Linked DNA regions of Homo sapiens: region 2 is linked to region 1. The links are chromatin contacts, found by Hi-C or POLR2A ChIA-PET in ENCODE. All regions are on one chromosome and are shown on one strand. Each heading gives the region's core, a stretch centred on a gene start or an enhancer-like site at or near the end of the contact. The rest is flanking DNA. Distances are from core to core; before and after follow the strand shown. Region 1 holds the start of CEP164 (centrosomal protein 164). Region 2 holds the start of IL10RA (interleukin 10 receptor subunit alpha).

The links. A loop is a pair of places that touch in the nucleus more often than their neighbours do. ChIA-PET counts read pairs that join two places held with the same protein, here RNA polymerase II (POLR2A). Pooled maps may share reads with other maps.
Region 2: a loop to region 1 is called in a map of naive thymus-derived CD4-positive, alpha-beta T cell, with 13 times the contacts of the local background. The contact joins the promoter of IL10RA here to the promoter of CEP164 in region 1. A Hi-C loop is called at or near these places in 1 of 168 maps with a recorded cell type or tissue (naive thymus-derived CD4-positive, alpha-beta T cell) and 7 of 50 pooled maps. POLR2A ChIA-PET finds 5 or more read pairs at or near these places in 2 of 52 experiments (GM12878 and WTC11).

What each region holds. Positions count from the first base shown.
Region 1 is chr11:117,322,810-117,329,152 of GRCh38, reverse strand. It overlaps CEP164 (centrosomal protein 164), which reads right to left and starts at 1,299. Exons shown (of 33, transcript NM_014956.5): 1 at 1,249-1,299. RefSeq lists a silencer at 982-1,231.
Region 2 is chr11:117,982,181-117,987,810 of GRCh38, reverse strand. It overlaps IL10RA (interleukin 10 receptor subunit alpha), which reads right to left and starts at 1,417. Exons shown (of 7, transcript NM_001558.4): 1 at 1,277-1,417. The coding sequence starts at 1,343. RefSeq lists enhancers at 240-539, 1,930-1,989 and silencers at 1,340-1,619, 1,640-1,739.

The DNA.
Region 1 (6,343 bases), core at 50-2,549:
TGAATACCAACTGCACTCCAGCCTGGGCAACATACCAAGACCCTGTCTCTAAAATAAATAAATGATTCTGACAGCTGCATAAGAACTAATTACAGGAGGACAAGAACTGAGGCAGAGAGACCACTTAGGAAGTTATCCTGAAAGCACAAGCAAGAAATTATGAACTAAGTCAGTGTCTGTGAGGATGGAAAGGAAGCGCCAGATTCTAGGGGAATTAAGAGGCAGAATACAGGACTTGAACTTCGGGAGAGAGGAGGGAAATCAGAGCACTAAAGCCAGAACACTGTGACTATCATTTCTAGATGTGTTCATTTCTATGCCTCGTCCAATAGGCAGCCCCACCTACTACACTGCCTAGAAGACAGGGCATGTCCGACAAATGTTTGCTGTATTTATTAGATGAATAAATTAAAGGGACAGACTTGGCTGAGTGAATGGTGAAGCCCTTCATTGAGATAAAAAAATACAAGAGGAGAAACAGATCGGAGGGACCGGGGAAGGCTGACGATGACAGTAAGCAGGTCTGAGCTCAGGAAAGAGGTCTGGCTGGAGTAGTTTGGCGAGTCAACGCTGAAAAGCTGATAACGCAAGAGATGGAGTGCGCCGAGTAGAAGGGAGCTTTCTACTGCCAAGGACTGAGTTAGGAGAACGGACAGGGAGTCGCTGAAGCCAAGTGAGGAGAGCGGTGCCAGAGGTAGAGGGACATTTTTAAATCCAATGCAAGAAAAGGAAAAAACAAAAAAGCTTTCCAACTTTCCCAGCTGGCCAAAGATGGCATAAGATTGGGCTAGCCCCGGATTTGGACCCGGGGGGAAGCCTGCCACAGAAGTATCCCAGCAAGCTTCGGAAGGCCTGGCCTCACTCGCCAACGATGAACAGAGCAAGCAAACCAGGGCCCCGTGCCCAGTGCCCCTCTCCCGCGTCCCGACCCGCTGCTCACTCACCCGCCAGACCCCCAGCCCGGGCCCGGTGGCCCGCTCAGGAGCCGGCGAGATTTCAAACGGAGGAACTGTCGCCTGGCAGTCCGATTTTCACTTCTTCCCTCAGTCCCCGCCCACACTCGAGCGCATCACGCTCGTTGGCTCGAGAGCGTGCCTCGGGTCCCCCGCCACGCTCGCTCCCTTCCCCGCCGCCCAACCCCTCCCTCGATGAGGTCCTCAACTATCCCCCACCCCGGAAGGCTCCGGGCGAGGCTCCGGGCGAGGCTCTGGGCGAGGCGCAGCTCCCCCAACGCCACCCAACACCCACCCGCTCCCCCAGCTTCCAGGGACGCCGGGGTGTTGCCCTGCAGCGCGCAACAAACACTTCCGGAAAAGGTACCGCCTAGCAACCGGGAGTCCCGCCTCCAGCAGGAGCCAATAGGTCGCCGGCTGAGAGCTGTGACAATGGATTGGCTCGAAGTCCCTTCGGTGCACGCAGGAGCTCTGTCCGTTTTCCGTTGCACGATGGGAGTGTAGTTTAAGATAGATAATGGGAATCCGCAAGAGGTTGAAAGAGTGTAGTTTAAGATAGATAATGGGAATCCGCAAGAGGTTGAAAGAGAACCTCATCGGCTGGGCGCGGTGGCTCACGCCTGTAATTCCAGCAATTTGGGAGGCCGAGGCGGGTGGGTCACCTGAGGTCAGGAGTTCGAGACCAGCCTGACCAACATGGTGAAACCCCTTCTCTACTAAAAAAAAAAAAAAAAAAAAAAGAGGACCCCGAGTTTAGACGTGAGGATTTCTGCCAGGACAGAGAAGGACTATTTAGAGTATTTATACTAATGTGAATTATCTAATTATCTAATTGATCATTTGTTAGGAGTATGATTAACATCAGGTGAATAATACAGTGGTCATCAATAATCAACCCATTGTTACTTTAATCAACAAAACAAATGTGAATGTAAGGTAATGGAGACGCGTCCACTCCCCATCTCTCCCCGCAAAAAAACTGGCTCTCCTGTGCTCCTATTAAACCAGTGAGCACCTGACCAGGAGTTAAACCTATTTTCTACTATCCATCTTTTCACCAAAGCCCAGGGTTCAGTTTGTATGTCTGCAAGATGGGGATAGTAATGTCTGTCATAACTATTTCAAAGAGTCTATTGAAGAAGAAAAAAAGTGACACAATGTGTAGCTCCTCCACACACCCTGTCGGGCAGAAAGGTTGCTACTAATATAATTCCGAAGAGTTTTAGTTTTGCTTGCACGGAGGGCAAATCTTCCTTTCTCTCATATGTCTCCAACCTCCTAGAGAAGTTAAGAGGGGCAAAGAAAGTTCTGGCCATTACATCAATAGGAAAACTGAGAAACAGACAAATACAGATGCTGCTAGTTGAGGAGGAAAATGATGAGGCCAAGCTCATAGAGCCGCTCCTGATAGGTTCTAGAGATGTAGCTGACTCAGGATAGTCCCAGTGCCACTCAGAGGCTGATTCCAGGATGAGAAACTCAGATTGTTGGAATATACAGAGCATATTCCTTGTGAAAATTATCAAAATCAAAATAGAGTCATTTGTTTTAAAACCCTGACAAATGGAGCCAGGGAAGACCATGAAGAGAGGGTTCTCACGCATGAATACCTGATAACAAAAACTATCGACCGGGCCTGGTGGCTCATATCTGTAATCCTAGCACTTTGCCAGGCACAGTGGCTCACACCTGTAATCCCAGCACTTTGGGAGGCCAAGGCGGGTGGATCACCTAAGGTCAGGAGTTCGAGACCAGCCTGGCCAATATGATGAAACCCCGTCTCTACTAAAAATACAAAAATTAGCTGGGCATGGTGGCACACGCCTGTAGTCCCAGCTGCTCAGGAGGCTGAGGCAGGAGGCTGAGGCACTTAAACCCGGGAGGTGGAGGTTGCAATGAGCCCAGATCAAGCCACTGCACTCCAGTCCAGCCTGGGTGACAGAGCAAGACTCCGTCTAAAAAAATAAATAAAATAAAAATTCCTACTTGAGCCAGGCACAGTGGCTCATGCCTGGAATCCCAGAACTTTGGGAGGCCAAGGCAGGTGGATCACCTGAGGTCAGGAGTTAAAGACCAACCTGATCAACATGGAGAAACCCCATCTCTACTAAAAAATACAAAATTAGCCAGGCATGGTGGTGCATGCCTGTAATCCCAGCTACTCGGGAGGCTGAGAGAGGAGAATCGCTTGAACCCAGGAGGCGGAGTCTGTGGTAAGCCAAGGTCTCGACATTGCACTCCAGCCTGGGCAACAAGAGCGACACTCCGTCTCAAAAAAAAAAAAAAAAAAAAAAGGTCCTACTTGCCCAGCCTCTATGGCATGTGTATACCTATTGCAATGCTACTTCTAAATAAATATCATTTTCTTTTGGAGTTTCCCTCTCTGTTATTTAGATTGACGTCATCATGTTTAAATTTAAATCCTTCTGCAGCAGTTATGCCTATACTTCCTTTATTCTTACTGTAAATGACAAATCATCGTCCCCTTTCCTCTCCATCTTCTTTAAAAGTCTTGGCCGGTCACAGTGGCTCACACCTGTAATCCCAGCATTTTGGGAGGCCGAGGCAGGCAGATCGCCTGAGGTCAGGAGTTTGAGACCAGCCTGGCTAACATGGTGAAACCCCATCTCCACTAAAAATACAAAAGTTAGCTGGTTGTGGTGGCAGGCACCTGTAATCCCAGCTACTCGGGAGGCCGAGGCAGGAGAATCGCTTGAACCCAGGAGGTGGAGGTTGCAGTGAGCCGAGATCTCGCCATTGCACTCCACCCTGTTTGACAAGAGCGAAGCTCTGTCTCAAAAAAAGAAAAAAGTAGGCCAGGCTGTGGTGGCTCACACCTGTAATCCCAGCACTTCGGGAGGGTGAGGCAGGTGGATCACCTGAGATGAGGAGCTCAAGACCAGCCTGGCCAACATGGCAAAACCCTGTCTCTACTACAAACACAAAAATTCACTGGGCGTGGTGGCACACACCTGTAGTCCCAGCTACTTGGGAGGCTGAGGCAGGAGAATCGCTTGAACCCGAGAGGCAGGGGTTGCAGTGAGCCAAGATCACGCCACCGCACTCCAGCCTGGGTGACAAAGTGAGACTCTGTCTCAAAAATAAATAAATAAATAAATAAATAAAGGTCTCACTGAGGGGCCAAAGGGACCAGACTGGGAAGGAATTCTGGGCTCACCAGCTCATCTACCACAAACCTGCACAAAACAGGGATTCAAAAAACCATTTGTAGACTTGGTCCCTATATCTAAGAATTTGCAATCTTTGCAATCAATCTGGTTTTTTGTTTGTTTGTTTGTTTGCTTTTTGAGATACAGTCTTACTCTGTCACCACCATGCCAGGCTAATTTTTGTATTTTTAGTAGAGACAGGGTTTCACCATGTTGGCCAGGCTGGTCTTGAAATCCTGACCTCAGGTGATCCACCCACCTCGGCCTTCCAAAGTGCTGGGATTACAGGCATGAGCCACCACGCCCAGCCCTGTTGATTTTAATTGCCATCCAAATGCTTAACTCTTGTGCCTTAGCATGGGTTCCTTGCTCTCTCATGGGAAGAGCTAATAAAATAAGAGATACTGTGGGATTAACAGGATTACCTTCACACAAATCAACAATTTGCATTTTATCAGGTTTCCCCATAGGTTTGTACTCAGAAATGCAAGCCAATTTATAAAATGCCCCCAAGGCAAACATAATTTAAAAAGTAAGACTTTGGGGGGAAAATAACAAAAATGACACACAAATTTTTTTTTTTTTTTTTGAGAGGGAGTTTGTTGCCCAGGCTGGAGTGCAGTGGTGCAATCTCAGCTCACTGCAATCTCTGCCTCCTGGGTTCAAGCGATTCTCCTGCCCCAGCCTCCCAAGTAGCTGGGACTACAAGCATGTGCCACCACACCGGGCTATGTTTTGTAGTTTTAGTAGAAATGGGCTTTCATCATGTTGGCCAGGCTGGTCTTGAACTCCTGACCTCAGGTGATCTGCCTGCCTTGGCCTCCCAAAATGCTGGGATTACAAGCATGAGCCACTGTGCCCATCCTGACACACTAAATGATATACCAGTAATATACCCAATGAGTGAAGAAGAGAGAGAGGACTTCACTCATAGGTTGTCTTCTACAGTAAGGATGAACATTTAGGGGTCATATTTCAAAGATGGGAAAGAATTGATGACAAATTTTTTCCCTACTCCTAGGTCAGAAACCACTATTAGAACTTTTTCTTACAACTCAACAGCCAAAACAAGAGAAAAAAAACCAAATAACCGGATTTTTAAAATGGGCAAACTGCCTTAAAAGACATTTCTCAAAAGAAGATATACAAATGGCCAACAGGTACGTGAAAAAATGTTCAACGTTACTAACCATGAGGGAAATGCAAACCAAAACCACAATGAGATACCACCTTATTCCAGTTAAAATGGCTACAATAAAACAGACAAAGGAAAACAAAAGCTGGTGAGGATATGGAGAAGAGGGAATACTTAAAATGTTGGTGGGACTGTAAATTAGTACAATCACCATGGAAACTGTATGGTGGTTCCTCAAAAAATTAAAAATAGAACTACCACACAATCCAGCAATCCCACTACTCAGTATATATCCAAAGGAAATGAAATTAGTATGTTAAAAAGATTTCAGCACCCCCATGTTAACTGCAGCATTATTTACATTACCCAAGATATGCAATGAACCCAGCTGTCCAACAACAGATGAATGGAAAAAGAAAATGTGGTATATATACACAATGATATAACATTCAGCCATAAAAAAAAATGGAATCCTACCATTTGCAACAACATGAATGAACCTGGAGGACATGGTGTTAAGTGAAATAAGCTAGGCACAGAAAGACAAATACCGCATGATCTCAGTCATGTGGAATTAAAAAAAAAAAAAGTTGATCTCATAGAGAGTAGAACAGTGGTTACCAGATTGAGGAAAAGAGAGCAGAAGATGGGAAAAGGTTGGTCAATGAGTATAAAGTTACTATTAGAAGGAATAGGCTGGGCACGGTGGCTCATACCTGTAATCCCAGCACTTTGGGAGGTGGAGGTGAGTGGATCACTTGAGGTCAGGAGTTCAAGACCAGCCTGGCCAACGTGGAGAAACCCCGTCTCTACTAAAAATACAAAATTAGGCCAGATGCGGTGGCTCACACCTGTAATCCTAGCACTTCGGGAGGCTGAGGTAGGCAGATTGCCTGAGCTCAGGAGTTCGAGACCAGCCTGGGCAACACAGTGAAACCCCGTCTCTACTAAAATACAAATAATTAGCTGGGCATGGTGGCGTGAGCCTGTAGTCCCAGCTACTTAGGAGGCTGAAGCAGGAGAATTGCTTGAACCTGGGAGGTGCAGGTTGCAGTGAGCCGAGATCACGCCACTGCACTCCAGCC
Region 2 (5,630 bases), core at 168-2,667, 660 kb before region 1:
TGGCTGGGCAAGGACAGATGGAATAAATCAGCTCTGGCTCTACACATGGCTGAGGACATCCCCACAAGAGCTGGCACCTGTAGCTCCGAGGAGAGATACTCAATACCAATTCCTAGCTCTACTCTCCCTTTACCCCCAGTACACACCATTCACCATGGGAAACACTGCTGAAGGCATTGTCTTCTTTGTAAGAATGCAACAAACATTTCTACTTTAAGAGTCTTGTTGATCAAGCAGACTGAAGTATGTGCAAGGCCAACGGCTGGTTGGTTCCCTTTCTCTCCTCCTTGATCCTCTAAGTTCTCTCCATTTGACAGCGACTCTGCTCCCGCTCCCTAGTGTTCTAACTTCTCTACATCTCTCTAATCATGCACCTGTTTTTTATTTATTTTTTGGGGGGGAGGACTCTGTCATCTGTCTCTTGCTTTCTTTCTTATACCGTCTTTGATCTTCACGTCAGTGCCTTGATTTCGAAACATTAGACGGAAAGTGAAAAATGCAGCGAGTCGTTGTGGTATTTGGGCTGCACATCTCCGACTCAGCTCTCGATCACGTGAATGGCTGACTGCATGTTTTACTTTGTATTTTGGTGTCATGAAGAAGCAGTTTCGGTCCTTGCTCTCTGTCTCTGCTCTTGGTCCTTCCAACTCCCGGCTCTTTCATTCTGTCTCTGGGGTTTACTTTTCTTAGTTGCAGAAACCTTGCCGGAGAACTGTCTGGGTTAGGAGCCTGAACTGGGTTAGAAGCCTGAACTGGCTGGGTTAGGAGGAGAGAGGCAGGGGGCAGTGGGAGTGAGTTGGGGGCTACAGGTGGAGCAAGGGGGATCAGATCGGGGTGATCAGTGAGGGATGAAGGTGAGATGGGAGAAGGACAGACAGAGGTTAGTTGAAGAGTCGACTAAGAGAAGGGAGAGTCAGGAGATCAAAATTATTCCCCAAGGGGACAAGAAGTCCCATCATTTGAACCTAAACAGCAAAAAACCTAGAGCTAAACTTACGGCTCATCTAGAAGTGGGTGGATGATGAGGTTTGCGGGTTGGGGGTTTGGCCTTGCGCATACTTCTCTATCCTTCCCAATCCGTCAGTTCCTGTCAATTTCAGCCTCTTCCACTTCCACAACAGGTGAGCCTGAGATCCAGGTTTGCCAGAGTAAGGGAGCACCCGGGCACCGCTCTGCCAGAGGGCCAGCCAGCCAGGGCTCTCCACTGGATGGAGAACTTTAATGGAGCGGGCGCGGAGAGGGCAGGGCAGGGAAGGGCCGCGTCCCGGAGCCTTACCATGAGCGTCTGAGCCAAGACGGAGGCTGAGGAGCGCCGCCAGCAGCACTACGAGGCACGGCAGCATCCTGGGCGCGCCGCATCGTCCGGGGCCGGAGCGGAGCCGGCCTGCGCGCCTCCAGCTACCCTTGGGCTGGGACTGACAGCTCCGCCGCCCGCTCCGCCAGCGCCCCGCAGGGCTGACGTCAGCGGGGCGAGGCCTACAGACGCCCCGCCCCCGAGGCCGCGGACGGGGAACCACTGTCCCACAGGGCTACCGCCTGGGGCAACCCGAGGCTGTCCTGGGGCGCTAGCGGGCTCCGGCCACCCCTCCCTTTCCTTCCCTCTGGGCCTCCAGTGCCTTCGGATCAAAGTGGTCCGGGTAGCCCGGCCGGCCGTGGGTACGTGTGTGTGGGTGTGTGCGCGCGCGCGTGTGTGCATGTGCTGGGAAGCAGGTGGCCAGGCACAGCCTCGGCCCTGAGTGCGGAAGGTGGGGTGAGGGCGTCCGAGCCGCTTTTGCCTGGCGTGCCGGCTTGGCGTTAAGGATGTGGCCGCGGCCGCTCCGAATGGGGAGGAGGTAGTTGCAGGCCCTTGAGGGCAAAGGCGCCAGGACGCCGGTGTGAGTCTTGGCGTTGCCCCAGGGCCTCCCCGTCTGGGGGTCTGAGGACACCGATGGATGAATACTGAGTAGTCCCCTACCTAATTGTTGGAGGGGGGTCCACAACTAAGCAGTTTATGCAGACCTGCCCCCAAAGTCCCAGGAAGCTGAGAGACCCAAGAAAGAGGCTTTTAACCAGCAGCTCAGCAGCTGAGCCTCAAACCGCGATTTTTAAAATTTTTTTATCTATTTTTTTTTTTTACAGTCTCGCTCTGTCGCCCAAGCTGGAATGCAGTGGCGTGATCTCGGATCACTGCAACCTTCGTCTCCCAGGTTCAAGCGATTCTCCTGCCTCAGCCTTCCGAGTAGCTGGCATTACAGGCATGTGCCACCACGCCTGGGCTAATTTTTGTATTTTTAGTAGAGACGGGGTTTCACCATGTTGGCCAGGCTGGTCTCGAACTCCTGACCTCAGGTGATCCACCCGCCTCAGCCTCCCAAAGTGCTGGGATTACAGGGGTGAGCCACCGCGCCCAGCCTTAAACCGTGTTTTAAACTTAGTTTCTCTTCTTTCCTTTTTTCTCTTCCTCCTCTGGGCCTCAAGATATAATTTTGAGACAAACTGCATGTATGTTACCTCTCATCTTAAAACACAGCCTCAGGACGTGCTGTGACCTCCACTCCCTTTCCTGTCCCATACTGTACTCCCATGCCTTACGCACGTTTATTTACCTACGTGCTTGTTAAGCACACGCTATGCTCTTACCTGGTCATATATTTCCTTAGATGCCTCAGGAGCTGCGTCCTGATAGGGACCAGGCACCTCCGGAATTCTCTCTCCAACAAAAGCTTACTTCAGGAGTTGAACATATACCCTGCTGAAGAGTAACTAATTTATAACCTGGCAGGATCCACGATTGCACCAGCCCCTCCACCAAATAAGACGATAATTAAAGAGGACCACTGGAGCAAGTCACACCACCTGGTACCTCCTAACCTCCCCCTTGCCTTTTCTGCATTTCAGATCCTTTCTTAAAAAACCCCTGCGTTCCCCCCATGAATTGAAGAGTGGAATTGTTTGCTGCTCTTCCCCTGCTAGCATGGCAGCTAGCAGATTTTCCTTTATTATCCATTCTTTCTACAAGCAGAGAGCAGCCAGATCCTTTTGCAGGTTACAGGCTGACACATCCAGTTTCTTCGAAAAAAACATTTAATAAGGACTTATAAACAGAAGCTACGTTTGTGTCTCCATGATTCACCCCCAGGACCAGGGCTTATAGACCACAGGGGAAGGGTGATTCAGAAAAGATGTGTAGGACAGTTGAAGTATGATAACATCAAGGTTGTTTGACCTAAGGGCCGGATTTACAGTAAGTGTTTGCACTTACACAAGGAGCAATTGATAAATTGGGAATCTCAGAGGTCTTCTGGGAGGCTCCAAAGCCAACACGGCCAAAACTGTGGATTAGCATCCAACATGGAGTTGCTTTAGCCTCCATAAGGACTTCTCCCAGTCTCTTCTGGGTTTCCCTTGCTTGCTTGAAATCTGATATTCAGACCAATTTTTGTGTTGGGTAATAGCACTACTGGAGTGCTGGGTAACACCTCAGCACATCCTCAGTCTCTCGCACCTCTGTGTCACTTGGCTCATCTGAGGCCATCTCCAGGTGAACCAAATATGTGAGGATATGAGAGACAGACTGTCCATCACTTTTTCTTGGAGGCTGACACCTGCTTCAAAGTGTGTGTGTGTGTGTGTGTGTGTGTGTGTGTGTGTGTGTGCACTTGCAGTCATATATGATTTGCAGTGGCCAGTCTGTGGATTTGGATTTCATTGTGGTGTGGAGAACGTTGTCTGTTTGCCAAGTGCATATGTGTGTTTGGGACTGTGTGTGCATCCCTCAAGCCCTGCCCTTGTTCTCAGACAAACCAAAGAAGAGGGGCTCAGGACATTTCTGGCCAGCAAGGCCCCACTCCAGGCCTGCTGCCCCACCCACCCGGCCATACCCCGCCCTGCCTGTATTGTAGTTTGTACCTTCATTTGTTCCTGAGCTCTTGTCCTGTGTTCAAGAAGAATGAGAATTCGCTGACAGTTGAAGGGTGAGGATGGGCAGAGAATAATTTTATTGAGTGATGGACCAGCTCTCAGCAGAGAGGGGATGGGGAGGGGGGTGGTTCCCCGCTCCCACAGTTGGGTGTTTTTTTTTCTCAGTGTGGCTGGATCCAGGGCTTTTTCTGGACTCAGAATAGGGAGTGCATGCCGATTGGTTTGTGAGTATGCAAAAAAGGTTAAAGTGAAAATACCACTCAAAGGTGGGTACGACAGTGTAGAAAACCAATTAGGAAAGGGTAGGTGTATGTAAAGTAGGTGAAGGGTGGGGATCAATCAGAGGAAAGCGTGCCAAATGGGAAGACAGGTTCTCAATCTGGTCTGAAGATTTAACTTGCAGCTTGGCTTTCAGGTTTTAAGTTGTCTTCAACTTGGAGGTGGGGTTTCACCAGGGACCCGCCCTATCTGCCTAGGCATTTGACTGCCTCCTGTAACTATCACCTGCTCCTGGGAGGTTTCCCTGGCAGTGCCCAATGCCCACATGGAGGGCCTTATTTACTGCAGCTTTTGAGAAAGGGCCCCTAACTTAGGTGTGTGACACCAGCACTGTGCGTGGTCTAGGAGTTAGTGAGGCATTATCCCCATGGTTTGTGGAGATATAAACCCTATTTCAATATTTTCAGAGCGGAAATCTCTCTGCCCAGTGGCCTGGACTGAAAGTGTGCCAGGTTGGCTGGGGGTGGGAGTTGGGAGATCCCATCCTGTATCTAAGAGTCTACATTGGGACTAGAAAGACCTCACTCTTGACGATAGTCAGCGAAGGCAGGGGTGCCTCAGCTACATGGATGGGGGAGAGTGATATCTGCAGGCCTACCAGGACACATCATCAGCCTGGGCCACCCTCAGGAGACAGCTCTTGTTGCCACACCCCCAGATGAGTGGAGAGGGCAAGCCCCAGGCTTTTTTAATGTGTGAAGATTTTTTTTATACTCTCTGTTGCTCAAGTGAGGAATTAAGATGGTAAATTGCTCAGGAGTACCCTGTCATGACCCAAGGGGTGTAGCTGCCTTCTGAAACAACTACTTAGTTACCCCGACCTTTTAAAAGAGAAAGACACTGTGATGTTTCTTCCAGAACTTTTTTTTTTTTTTTTTGAGACAGAGTCTTGCTCTGTCACCCAGGCTGGAGTGCAGTGGCCCGATCTTGGCTCACTGCAAGCTCTGCCTTCCGGGTTCATGCCATTCTGCTGCCTCACCTCCCGAGTAGCTGGGACTACAGGCATCCGCCACCACGCCCGGCTAATTTTTTGTATTTTTTTAGTAGAGACGGGGTTTTACCGTGTTAGCCAGGATGGTCTCAATCTCCTGACCTCGTGATATGGCCGCATCGGCCTCCCAAAGTGCTGGGATTACAGGGGTGAGCCACCGCGCCCGGCAATTTTTTTTTTTTTTTTTTTTTTTTAAGACAGCGTCTCTCTCTGTTGCCCAGGCTGGAGTGCAGCGGCACAATCTCGGCTCACTGCAACCTCCATCTCTCAGGTTCAAGTGATTCTCATGTCTTAGCCTTCCAAGTAGCTGGGATTACAGGCACCCACCACCACGCCTGGCGAAATTTTTGTATTTTTAGGTAGATACGGGGTTTCACCATGTTGGCCAGGCTGGTCTCAAACTCCTGACTTCAAGTGATCCATCTGCCTCAGCCTCCCAAAGTGCTGGGATTACAGGCGT